Linked DNA regions of Homo sapiens: region 1 is linked to region 2. Evidence: chromatin contacts called from ENCODE Hi-C data. All regions are on one chromosome and are shown on one strand. Each heading gives the region's core, a stretch centred on a gene start or an enhancer-like site at or near the end of the contact. The rest is flanking DNA. Distances are from core to core; before and after follow the strand shown. Region 1 overlaps SUMF1 (sulfatase modifying factor 1). Region 2 overlaps ITPR1 (inositol 1,4,5-trisphosphate receptor type 1).

Evidence for each region. A loop is a pair of places that touch in the nucleus more often than their neighbours do. Pooled maps may share reads with other maps.
Region 1: a loop to region 2 is called in a map of MCF 10A, with 4 times the contacts of the local background. The contact joins two enhancer-like sites. A Hi-C loop is called at or near these places in 5 of 168 maps with a recorded cell type or tissue (CD8-positive, alpha-beta T cell, Caco-2, MCF 10A and 2 more) and 15 of 50 pooled maps.

Annotation. Positions count from the first base shown.
Region 1 is chr3:4,413,864-4,419,002 of GRCh38, forward strand. SUMF1 (sulfatase modifying factor 1) reads right to left here. Exons shown (of 9, transcript NM_182760.4): 5 at 4,147-4,269; 6 at 3,265-3,379. It also overlaps the pseudogene MRPS10P2. Among named protein-coding and RNA genes, the nearest start is that of SUMF1, 51 kb to the right of the region's middle. Within about 2 kb of position 3,253, at least 8 of the 41 ENCODE cell types and tissues checked have a DNase peak (open chromatin) inside an H3K27ac peak, as active enhancers do.
Region 2 is chr3:4,629,997-4,635,427 of GRCh38, forward strand. All of the region lies in intron 5 of ITPR1 (inositol 1,4,5-trisphosphate receptor type 1), which reads left to right. Among named protein-coding and RNA genes, the nearest start is that of EGOT, 120 kb to the right of the region's middle. Within about 2 kb of position 3,560, at least 3 of the 41 ENCODE cell types and tissues checked have a DNase peak (open chromatin) inside an H3K27ac peak, as active enhancers do.

The DNA.
Region 1 (5,139 bases), core at 2,003-4,502, 220 kb before region 2:
AAAAAAAAATTTTTTTTTAAGATAGAGTCTCACTCTGTCACCCAGGCTGGAGTGCAGTGGCCTGATCTTGGCTCACTGCAATCTCTGCCTCCTGGGTTCAAGCAATTCTCCTGCCTCAGCCTCCTGAGTAGCTGGGATTACAGGTGCATGCTGCCACGCCCGGCTAATTTTTCTGTATTTTAGTAGAGACGGGGTTTCACTGTGTTTCCCAGTCTGGTCTCAAAATCCTGAGCTCAGGCAATCCACCTGCCTCAGACTCCCAAAGTGCTGGGATTACAGGCATGAGCCACCGCACCTGGCCCCAAACAAATTTTTAAATTAGCTGGGCATGATGGTGTGCACCTGTAGTCCCAGCTACTTGGAAGGCTGGGGTGGAAAAATCACTTGAGCCCAGGAGGCTGAGGTTGCAGTAAGCTGTGATCATGCCACTGCACTCCAGCCTGGGCAACAGAGCAGGACCCTGTCTCAAATAAATAAAATGAGACCTGAAATAATAAATACATGAAATATCAGGTCAGGGAGCTATTTCCCTGTAGTCCATCTCATTATCAAAGTTAAATTCCTGCTCCAGTTGACCAGAGCATGTGGACACAAAAGAGCAGCTTAGGTGGACTTGAGATACTACGTGTAAACGATTGCCATAAGATAGAGATCTCATTAAGACTCATTCTAAACACAGATGGCAGCTGTCTCTCTCTGGCTGGCTTGCTTGCTTTCTCCTCTAGTCCTGTTTGTCAAATTGGTTCCTTTAGGACTCCCAGTAAATGTTCTAATCTGTTTTAGTAACTTCCATGGCAACTTCTTCAGGTCAATTTCCCACACATATGCTGAACTTTCAGTCAAATATTCCAATTCTAAACATCTGTAGAGTGTCCTTATTTCATATTGAACATTGTATTTTTTGAAAAGGTACACTGATTTTAGAAGAGTAAATGGCTCTATATTCCTTGGTAGCTCATGTAATTAAATAGAAAAGAAACTGTAGCTGCAAGTGCTGTCAAATATGCATAACTGTCCAAGAAAACCCTGTCATGGCCTTTTGTTAAAATGAACAGGCACTTATATCATTCGTTTGGTTCATCAAAAATGCTTATCACAGGCCAGGCGCAGTGGCTCATGCCTGTAATCCCAGCATTTTGGGAGGTCAAGGCGGGAGGATCACCTACCAGCCTGGCCAACATGGCGAAATCCTGTCTCTACTAAAAATACAAAAGTTAGTCAGATATTGTGGTGCACAGCTATAATCCTAGCTACTAAGGAGGCTGAGGCAGGAGAATCACTTGAACCCAGGAGGCGGAGGTTGGAGTGAGCCACGATCACGCCACTGCACTCCAGCCTCGGCAACAGAGTAAGACTCCATCTCAAAAAAAAAAAAAAAAAAACAGACAGAAAAATAAAAGAAATGATTATCACGGTCTTGTCCAAATGAGGGCCACAAAAGCCATCACCTGTGTCTTTGGAATGGAGCTCATTTCAAATGAGCATATGATTATGCCAACAAAAGAATGGTGAGAAAGGAACTCTTGTACACCCATAAAGGAAAACATGCCCCAAGTGTTCTGGAAAATAATTCAACCATATATCTGAAACTCTTACCAAGAAAAGTTTTCTAACCTTTGACTCAATCATTTCACTGCTGGGAATCTATCTTTAAAAAATCATCAAAGGGCCAGGTGCGGTGGCTCATGCCTATAATCCCAACACTTTGGGAGGCTGAGGCGGGAGGATCGCCTGAAGTCAGGAGTTCAAGACCAGCCTGGCCAACATGGTAAAACCCTGTCTCTACTAAAAATACAAAAATTAGCCAGGTGTGGTGGTGTGCACCTGTAGTCCCAGCTACTCGGGAGGTTGAAATGGGAGAATTGGTTGAACCCAGGAGACAGAGGTTGCAGTGAGCCAAGATTACACCACTGCACTACAGCCTGAGTGACAGAGTGAGACTCCATCTCAAAAATAAATAAATAAATAAGTAAATAAAATGGCTCAAGGTTGAAGTGAGTGCTCTTTTGCCCGCCTTCTGCCTTCTGCCAGGGGAGGACACAGCATTAGTCCCTTCTGGTGGATGCAGCCGACATCAATCATGCTGCTGCCTTGGTCTTAGACTTCCCAGCCTCCAGAATTGCAAGAAATAAATTTCTGTTGTTTACAAATTATCCAGTCTGTAGTATTTTCTTACAGTAGCACAAAGGGACTAAGACTAAGACATGGCTTTATGAGTATATGATTATGCCAGCAAAAGAACGGTGAGAAAAGATTTCTTATACACCAATAGAGGAAAACATGCCCCAAGCATTCTGGAAAACAGTTTGGCCATATATCTGAAACTCTTACCCAGAAAGTTTTCTAGACTTTGAATTATTTCACTGCTGGGAATCTAATCTATCTTTCAAAAATCATCAAAGACGTAGGTTAATATTTATGTACAAGATGTTCACTGTAGAAAAAAAAAACAGAAATAACCTGTTTCCAGTAAATACATTGGGGTTTATTTATGACAGGTTATCCAGCTGCTGAAAGACAATGTATTTGTGGCATACTGCTAATGACAGATGAAACGTTTCTGATATAGGCAGGAAAAAATAGTAGGATTTTAAATACTGTATCCAGTCTTACCTAAATGCAATATGTAAAAAAATATGATACATATACACCAGAAACACATATGCTGGCAAATACGGTAGTTAAGAGCATGGGCTTTGGAAATAAACCGACCTGGTTCAAATTCCAGCTGTGCCGCTTTCCAGCTGTGTAACCTTGAGCAAGTTAGTTAACCTCTCTGTGCCTCAGAATGCTCACCTGGAAAATGGGGATAATAGTACCTACCTTACAGAGTTGAATGGACAGTAAATGAGACAATTCATGCAAATGCCTTGGCGCACAATGCCCAGCACATTGCAAGCACTCAATAACTACACGCCATTATTAGCATCATCAACACAGAGAACAAATGGGGAAGAAATGCACCAATATGCTAACAGGTATTATTTCTGGGTGGTAGAATTCCAGGACAGTTTAGCTTTCTCCTTTATAGTCTTCTCATTTTTCCAAATAATCTACAGTAAGTATTATGGAATCAGAAAGGGAAATCCATTATACAAAAAGAAAATCTGTTTAATTATTAGTATTTGCTACGTGCAACAGTGAATGCATACACGAAGGGAACACCGTGTGAGTCACAAAGTGAGCAATGCCTTTCACCCCATGTCTACTGGGAGCCTCAGTTCTCAGCAGCTGCCACCCTCCTGCAGAGGTCTCATTACTCACAGGCGCAGTTCCTTGGAAGCCATCCTCACCAGTGTTGGTCACCGGAAACTCGCCCTGCCAAATGTTGGCATAATGCTGGCCTTTGGGCTGCAGTTTGTTGCCCCAGGGGAAAAGTCTGTCAGAAGAGACACAGGCATCAGCCTGTCAAACAGGCACAGGTTTTGGATGAAAGTCAAGAGAAGGGATGCAATGAAAAAGAGAACATTGCTTGCTTGTTCTGAGTGAGCCAGTTAAAATATATATATAAATAAATAAAGCTTTTAATCAGGATTTATTTTCAATTTCCTTATAACTTCTCATGTCACGTCCACAACAGCCTCAGTCTTGCCCAGGTACTCAGGAGGCCTGAAATAAATCACAAAACTAAAAGAAGGACTTATAGAAAGCTGGGAGAGTAGACCTCATTTTGGACTTATATGGTAGTGTGATCAGGCACCACCACACCACACTTTTTTATAAAGCCTGGGCTATTTTAAGGAGCCTTTCCTAGAAGATGTGAACCCAACATGAGTTTTCTGTCTCATGGCTCTAGAAGCAGAGACATACCGCTGCTTCAGGAGATGCCTAAAATAAGAAAATGCTAAAAGCAGGGCAGTCTGCCAAGAAGTTCTAAGCAGTGATATGTAACTCAAGGGGGTTGAATTGCTAAGACTTGCTTTGGGGCTGGAGGGAGCCCACTTGGCCAGACACTTGGTTTAGGGGTGATAAAAGATTTGTGACCCATTCTCCAGTGTCTTCTAAGTAATTTCGTGGAAAAATAAGAAAAAGAATTATTGTCGTTATTAACTTTCTAACCAAAGTAAGTTCCATGGAGTTTTTTGTTGTTGTTTGTTTGTTCAAATGACCAACATATTGTCAGGCAAAATGAGATCCTCTAAATACCTATTATGCAGGCCTCCTCGACAGCTGTATTCCCACTCAGCTTCCGTGGGCAGCCGCTTCCCTGCCCAAGTGCAGTAGGCAACCGCATCATTCCAGGACACATGGAGAACTGGATGATCCGGCCTGGGGAAGAGCAAAAGTAGAATGAAAAGTGACACCAATCAGAACAAGAAGCAGGAGCTGGCTTCAGCAAAGCGCCCATAATCCCCCTCAGTTCAATCTGTGACACTGAGGTCATCCTGGTCCTTAAGTCAAACCCCAGCCATGCTACATCTGTCATGCTCCACCAACGGTTTCTGACAACCCAGGCTCCCAAATGGGTTACAGTTCCACTGGGAACTAGACTCAAAACATTTCTTCACTTTGTAGGCTCGGATTCCCACAGAATGTCATTGGTATGGCAGATGCGGAGATACTCCAGCTGCTAGGAGGGCCAGCAGGAGCTTTCAGCTCCTTTGGGGTTCAGCAGAGCTGACAGCCATCTCAGAGAAACCAGTGACTAACCAACCACAGCAGGGGCATACAGAGCCAGCCATTTCAGCCTACAGTGGCTCAACCTATGGGCCATATACACCCTAGAGGCCCCTGTGTTGGGTGGAGCTTGGTTGGACCTGCATTGTGGCTTTGACTTCTCCCTCTGCCCAGTCCTGCTCTGGCCCCTGCTTTCTACAGGTGTGGGGCCCTAACATTCTGCATCCTAAACTCTGTTTCAGCCTCTGTTTCCAGAGAACCCAACCTGTGACCCTTGGCTTTCAATTCTGTGTCTTTCTACTTTTCCTCTACAAGAGGCCGGTCTTTTTTTCCTGAGGGTATAAAGGGTGTGGAAGTTTGGGGAAAAAAAACTGAGAAAAAGGGGATAGACTCATTCACCCAGCACTAGATGGCTTTGGCTGAATTCCCTGCTCACTTTTTTAAAAGTGGGCTACAAATTCCTAGTCCATTCCTTATACACCTTTGAATTCCCCACAGTAATTACACCAGGCCTTTCATTTA
Region 2 (5,431 bases), core at 2,310-4,809:
AGCATTGTACCTTCTTTAGAGCAAATATTATATGGCTTTATGAACATGGAATAAAATTCATAAATAATAGATACCAATTTTAAAAAATTATAAAGGAGAAATAAAAGGAAAGTAATAAATTATATAGTAAATTGAATACTCTTCTTAAGTCAATGCTCAGGGATGACTGCTCTGGAAGGCGTGAGGAAGTAAGTGCTTGCACCTCTCTGTATAAACCCCATGAGTGAGGCAGCTGTAGACTGTGACTGGTGTAGGTATATGGTATTGGCAGTGTGAAAAGCATGTTATCTGTGACGTGGTTTTCTAAAAGGGCTTCAAGCATAATCACAAAAGACATAATCTCAAGTGCCATAATCCCAAATGTTGAAATCCCTAAAAATTCAGTTCCAAAAGTCTAAATCCCTAAAGTGTAAAATCCTGAAAATCACAGTCGTAGGATATAGCTGCATGTTAGGCCAGCTCTTGTGGACTGTCTCTGTTCAAATGCCCATAATCTATTCCTGCAATACACTTTTTCTTATATCAGATTTTTAAAGTTTTTTTTTTACTATTTTAAATTGTCCGCATTATTATTATTATTATTATTATTATTATTATTATTATTTTTAAGGCAGAGTCTCACTCTGTTGCCCAGGGTGGAGTGCAGTGGCGCCATCTCGGCCTACTGCAACCTCCGCCTCCCGGGCTCAAGCGATTTTTCTGCCTCAGCCTCCCAAGTAGATGGAATTACAGGCATGCACCACCACGCCCTACTAATTTTTTTGTAGTTTTAGTAGAGGCAGCATTTCACCATGTTGGCCAGGCTGGTCTCGAACTCCTGACCTCAAGTGATCCACTGCCTCGGCCTCCCAAAGTGCTGGGATTATAGGGGTGAGCCACCGTGCTCAGCCCTGTCAGCATTATTTTTTACAATTCACTATGCTATGTGTTTAATCTTCGCATCATTTTCAATATTGGAGATTTAAATGGTGTGGCGACTAACATTAAAGAGTTCTGATTCATTTTATGCATTCTTTTGCAAGTTTAACTTCATGAAAGTGCATTGTTACAACTTGACGTGAATATGTGAAAACATGGGAACTTCCCCTGCAAATAAAGGGATGTTCTTCCTCGATGAATGAAGAGATGTTTGTGTTTGTGAAAGATAAAATTACTTGAGCTCTCAGCTCTTTGGGCGACTGCATATCCAGTGGTGACCCTCTGTGGTTTTGATCGATCTTGTGAAAAGACTCAGGTTGCTGGTCATGGTATTTCAGATGACTGCAGTATGAGCTTGGTGCACACAATCACCAACCATAGTGATACACGATTTTACATTTCCCTTTTTGACCTATTTCTTTATGGTTAATCTGCGCATAATCCCTGTGACCATTGTTAGTATACCTGAGTATTTATGCTTGCAAAAATATGTATGTTACTATTCCCCATTTTATTGTATAAAATGGCCTGTGAAGTGTTCTGTTGTGTTTTTATATGTTTCTCAAATCCTCTTTTAAAAATATCAATCTCTTTTAAAGAATTTTAAAATTATTTTTTCCGGAATTATATTTTGGGGATTTTGGTCTTTTTTGACCTTTGGGGATTTTAACATTTGGGATTATGGCATTCAGGATTGTTGTGCCTTTTGGGATTATGATCGTATCTTTTTCCAAAATAATCAGCAGTTCTTAATTATATTATGAATAATGCAAAGTACACTCTTTTCTTTCTTAAGTAGTACTTGCACGTTTGGAAAATTTATTAATAGTATTAATAAAACCATGGAAAGCTGTGATTTCTGTTGATATGTAAAATGGAGTGGGGTGCTAGGTTCAGGTAATTACAGATACCCCCAGGCTGGAATGCAGTGATGCCATCATGGCTCACTGCAGCCTTGACAACCTGAGCTCAAACGATCCTCCTGCCTTAGCCTCCCAGAGTGCTAGGATTATAGGCATGGACTACTGCGCCCAGCCGACAGATAACTTTTTAACTTATGTGAATATCCAGCTGGACATACAATTGTATGGGATAAATGATGGTTCATCCTTGCATAGGATTGTAACATGCGTTCACTTTACCCAGCATCCCTAGCTCCTGTCCACTGAACATCAGTAGCACCCTCTTCCAGTCACTGCAGCAATCCATAATCTCCTCAAAGTCTGTGCTGGGAACATGGGAATCTAGTTGAATAGGTGGGGAAGGTTGGTCAGTCCTGCATGTATGTATATTTAGTGCATATGCCCATAGGGGGCTATCTTTCTGGAGGGTCTATGTGTCTTTAGTTGTCCTCACTTTGCTTTTCTGGTATAAAGATCATTTTGTTCAGTGAGATCTTATTAATACATCTCCAACTCTTTCCTCTCCTATACTTTTTACCACAGGGGTTGTAAATTCAGATTCCTCTTGGCCATACGGGAAATCAACAGGAATAAAGTGGGCTTGGTGGGTAGTGTTGCCAAGTGGAGAGTCCCATGGGTGGGTCTGGAGGGGCAGCTCTACTTCCCTACTGTCACTGCTTGGGAATGTGGGCTGAGAGCTGCTGCCACGTCTTCCACTTTTTAAGAGAAGATAAAAATCCATGCTTTTAGTGTAGTATCTCAATTTTAAAAAGATGTTGGGAACTAATTCAATTAAGGCTTGAAATATACACTCAACACCAAAAGAAATGGCTCAGGCTGGATGTGGTTCTTCAGCCCCATTTGCAACCTGTGCTCTATATGTTATGTTTCATCAGCAAGTCCTTTCGACACTCCTTCCTATGAATGAACTGTGAAGAAAACAGCATGGTTGAAAAAAGTTCAATCATAAGGTGATCAAAAATGGTCAACTCCTTATTAAAAAGAAAAAAGAGAAAAACAGAAATCTCTCTCATGCTGTTTATGTTTTTAAAAAATAAAAAAGGAAGCCAGTTCTTTTCCCTGATTTAAGATTACTGATGTGACTTTCAGGTCTTTTTTTTTTTTTTTTTTTTTTTTTTTTGAGATGGGGTCTTGCTCTATTGCCAGGCTGGAGTGTAGTGGCACGATCTCAGCTCACTGCAACCTCCACCTCCCGGGTTCAAGCGATTTCCCTGCCTTAGCGTCCTGAGTAGCTGGGACTTCAGGGGTGCGTCACCACGCCCGGCTAATTGTTTGTATTTAGTAGAGACGAGGTTTCACCATTTTGGCCAGGATGGTCTCGATCTCCTGAACTCATGATCCACCTGCCTTGGCCTGCCAAAGTGCTGACATTACAGGCATGAGCCACTGGGCCCGGCCTCAGGTCTTGAATGTTGACTTTGTGCTTCACTTTCTGCAGTTCCTACTTTCCTACTTAGCTGGAACTTTTCCCCCTAGTGTCTTAAAGTTATCTACATATTTCATTCAATTTACATTCCCACCAGCCAATACGATGTTGTATTTTGGACAGCCACTTTGCCTTTGGAACTGATGGCCAGTCTCCAGTGGGTTTTCATTTTTATTTTTCTCAACTACTATGCAGCACCCCAATCAGAAGTCAGACTATTTTAAATTAATGCCATTTAAGGAATTAGTTGTCTAGACCACTTGACTTCCTTTTGACTAGGATGAGCAACATCAACAGCACTTTGAAGGAGAGTGACATCTAGTGGCTGGATACTGTCTATGCTTTTTCCTTCTGCAGGAATAACTGGATTTTGACTCTCTTGGTCATGTTTTCCTAAGGGTCTCTTGACAAAATGAGCTTCTTCCCATCCGCAAATCACATAAATTTCTTCTAAAGGCCATTACTACTGTTTTCTGACAGCAGCATAGCTGTTACCTTGAAACAAGCACCTACATTGTTTTGTTCTGAGAAATGATTACTTAAGTCACAGCTTTGACCAGCTAGGAAGAGCTAGAGGAGTGACAGGTCCTTATTGTCTGGGTACTACATTGCTTGTTTTTAGAAGCCTTGCTTCAATATCGCATTACATGATTCAGAGCTTGTTGACTTTAACAAAATAACCTTTCCTTACTGTTTCAGTCACCTTTCTATTGTCATTCGATAATAGTTTCTCTGTTGCTGAAATAAAATAACAGGTGGCTATGATGGGGCAGACCTTGATGTTGCTTAGGGAACATGGTGAATAATAGTGGTGGAACCATTTCATAGAGTGTTTTTTTTCCCCTTAGAAATTAAAAACAGCCCGCAACCCATTATTCAAGGGAAAAGAGTAATAGATATTTAAATTATCAGGATTTTAAAGTAATGAAAAGGTAACACATTTAAGATGCCTTTTTCTTTTTTTTTTGAGACAGTCTCACCACTCTATCACCCACGCTGGTGTGCAGTGACATGTTCCCGGCTCACTGCAGCCTCAGCCTCCTGAGCTTAAGTGATCCTCCCACCTCCCTGCCCAGTAGCTGGGACCACAGGCACACACCACCATGCCTGGCTAATTTTTGTATTTTTTGAAGAGTTGGGGTTTTGCCACATTGCCCAGGCTGGTCTTGAACTCCTGAGCTGAAGCAATCCACCCACCTCGGCCTCCCAAAGTGCCAGGATTACAGACATGAGCCATGGCATGACTTTAAAAAATTCAGAGTACCTGACACAGAGACATGATGAAGGTGTTTTTGAAGAAACTACACACTTGTATTTTAGGAGGAGTATTCCAAAATCTGTGAGTAGGAAAAGCAAAAAAATATTAATTGATGTGATTCGTAAATTGTGTTCCTCAAAGATAACCTTGGGTTTTATTTTGATGTTTTCCCTACTCTCCTACCCCCTATTCTGTTCCTGTGTCTCCACATTTTAAAGTATCAACAGGAGTGTGCTATTCACTTCCCTTTCTTGTTGCCCAGGCTGGAGTACAGTGGTGCGATCTTGGCTCACTGCAACCTCCACCTCCTGGGTTCAAGTGATTCTCCTGCCTCAGCTTCCTGAGTAGCTGGGATTACAGGCATGCACCACCACACCTGGCTAATTTTTGGGGGTATTTTTAGTAGAAACGGGGTTTGGCCATGTTGGCCAGGCTGGTGTTGAACCCCTGACTTCAGGTGATCTGCCCGCCTCAGCCTTCCAAAGTGCTAGGATTACAGGCGTGAGCCACCGTACCTGGCCTCTATCCTCATTTTTAATGGCTACACGGTTACTTCCTTGTTTGGCAGTACTGTCATTTTAGATAAGCAGCCTCTATGGGCAGACGTTAGGTAGGGAGTGATATTCAGGATCTTGACAACATTTGCCATTCTGAAAAAAGTTGTATGGCCTTGTGCATATGCCAGGTTGTCCTCTTAGGAGAAACTCCTAGAAGTGGAATTGTTAAGTCAATGTTATGTTGAGTGAAAAGTTTTTTGGTCAATATTGCCTGAGTATCCTTTAGAAAGGTGCTAACTCAGTAAAGGTACTAATTCAATATCTTTCTTTTTTTGTGGTGGGGACGGAGTCTCACTCTGTCGCCCAGGCTGCAGTGCAGTGGCACGATCTCGGCTCACTGCAAGCTCCA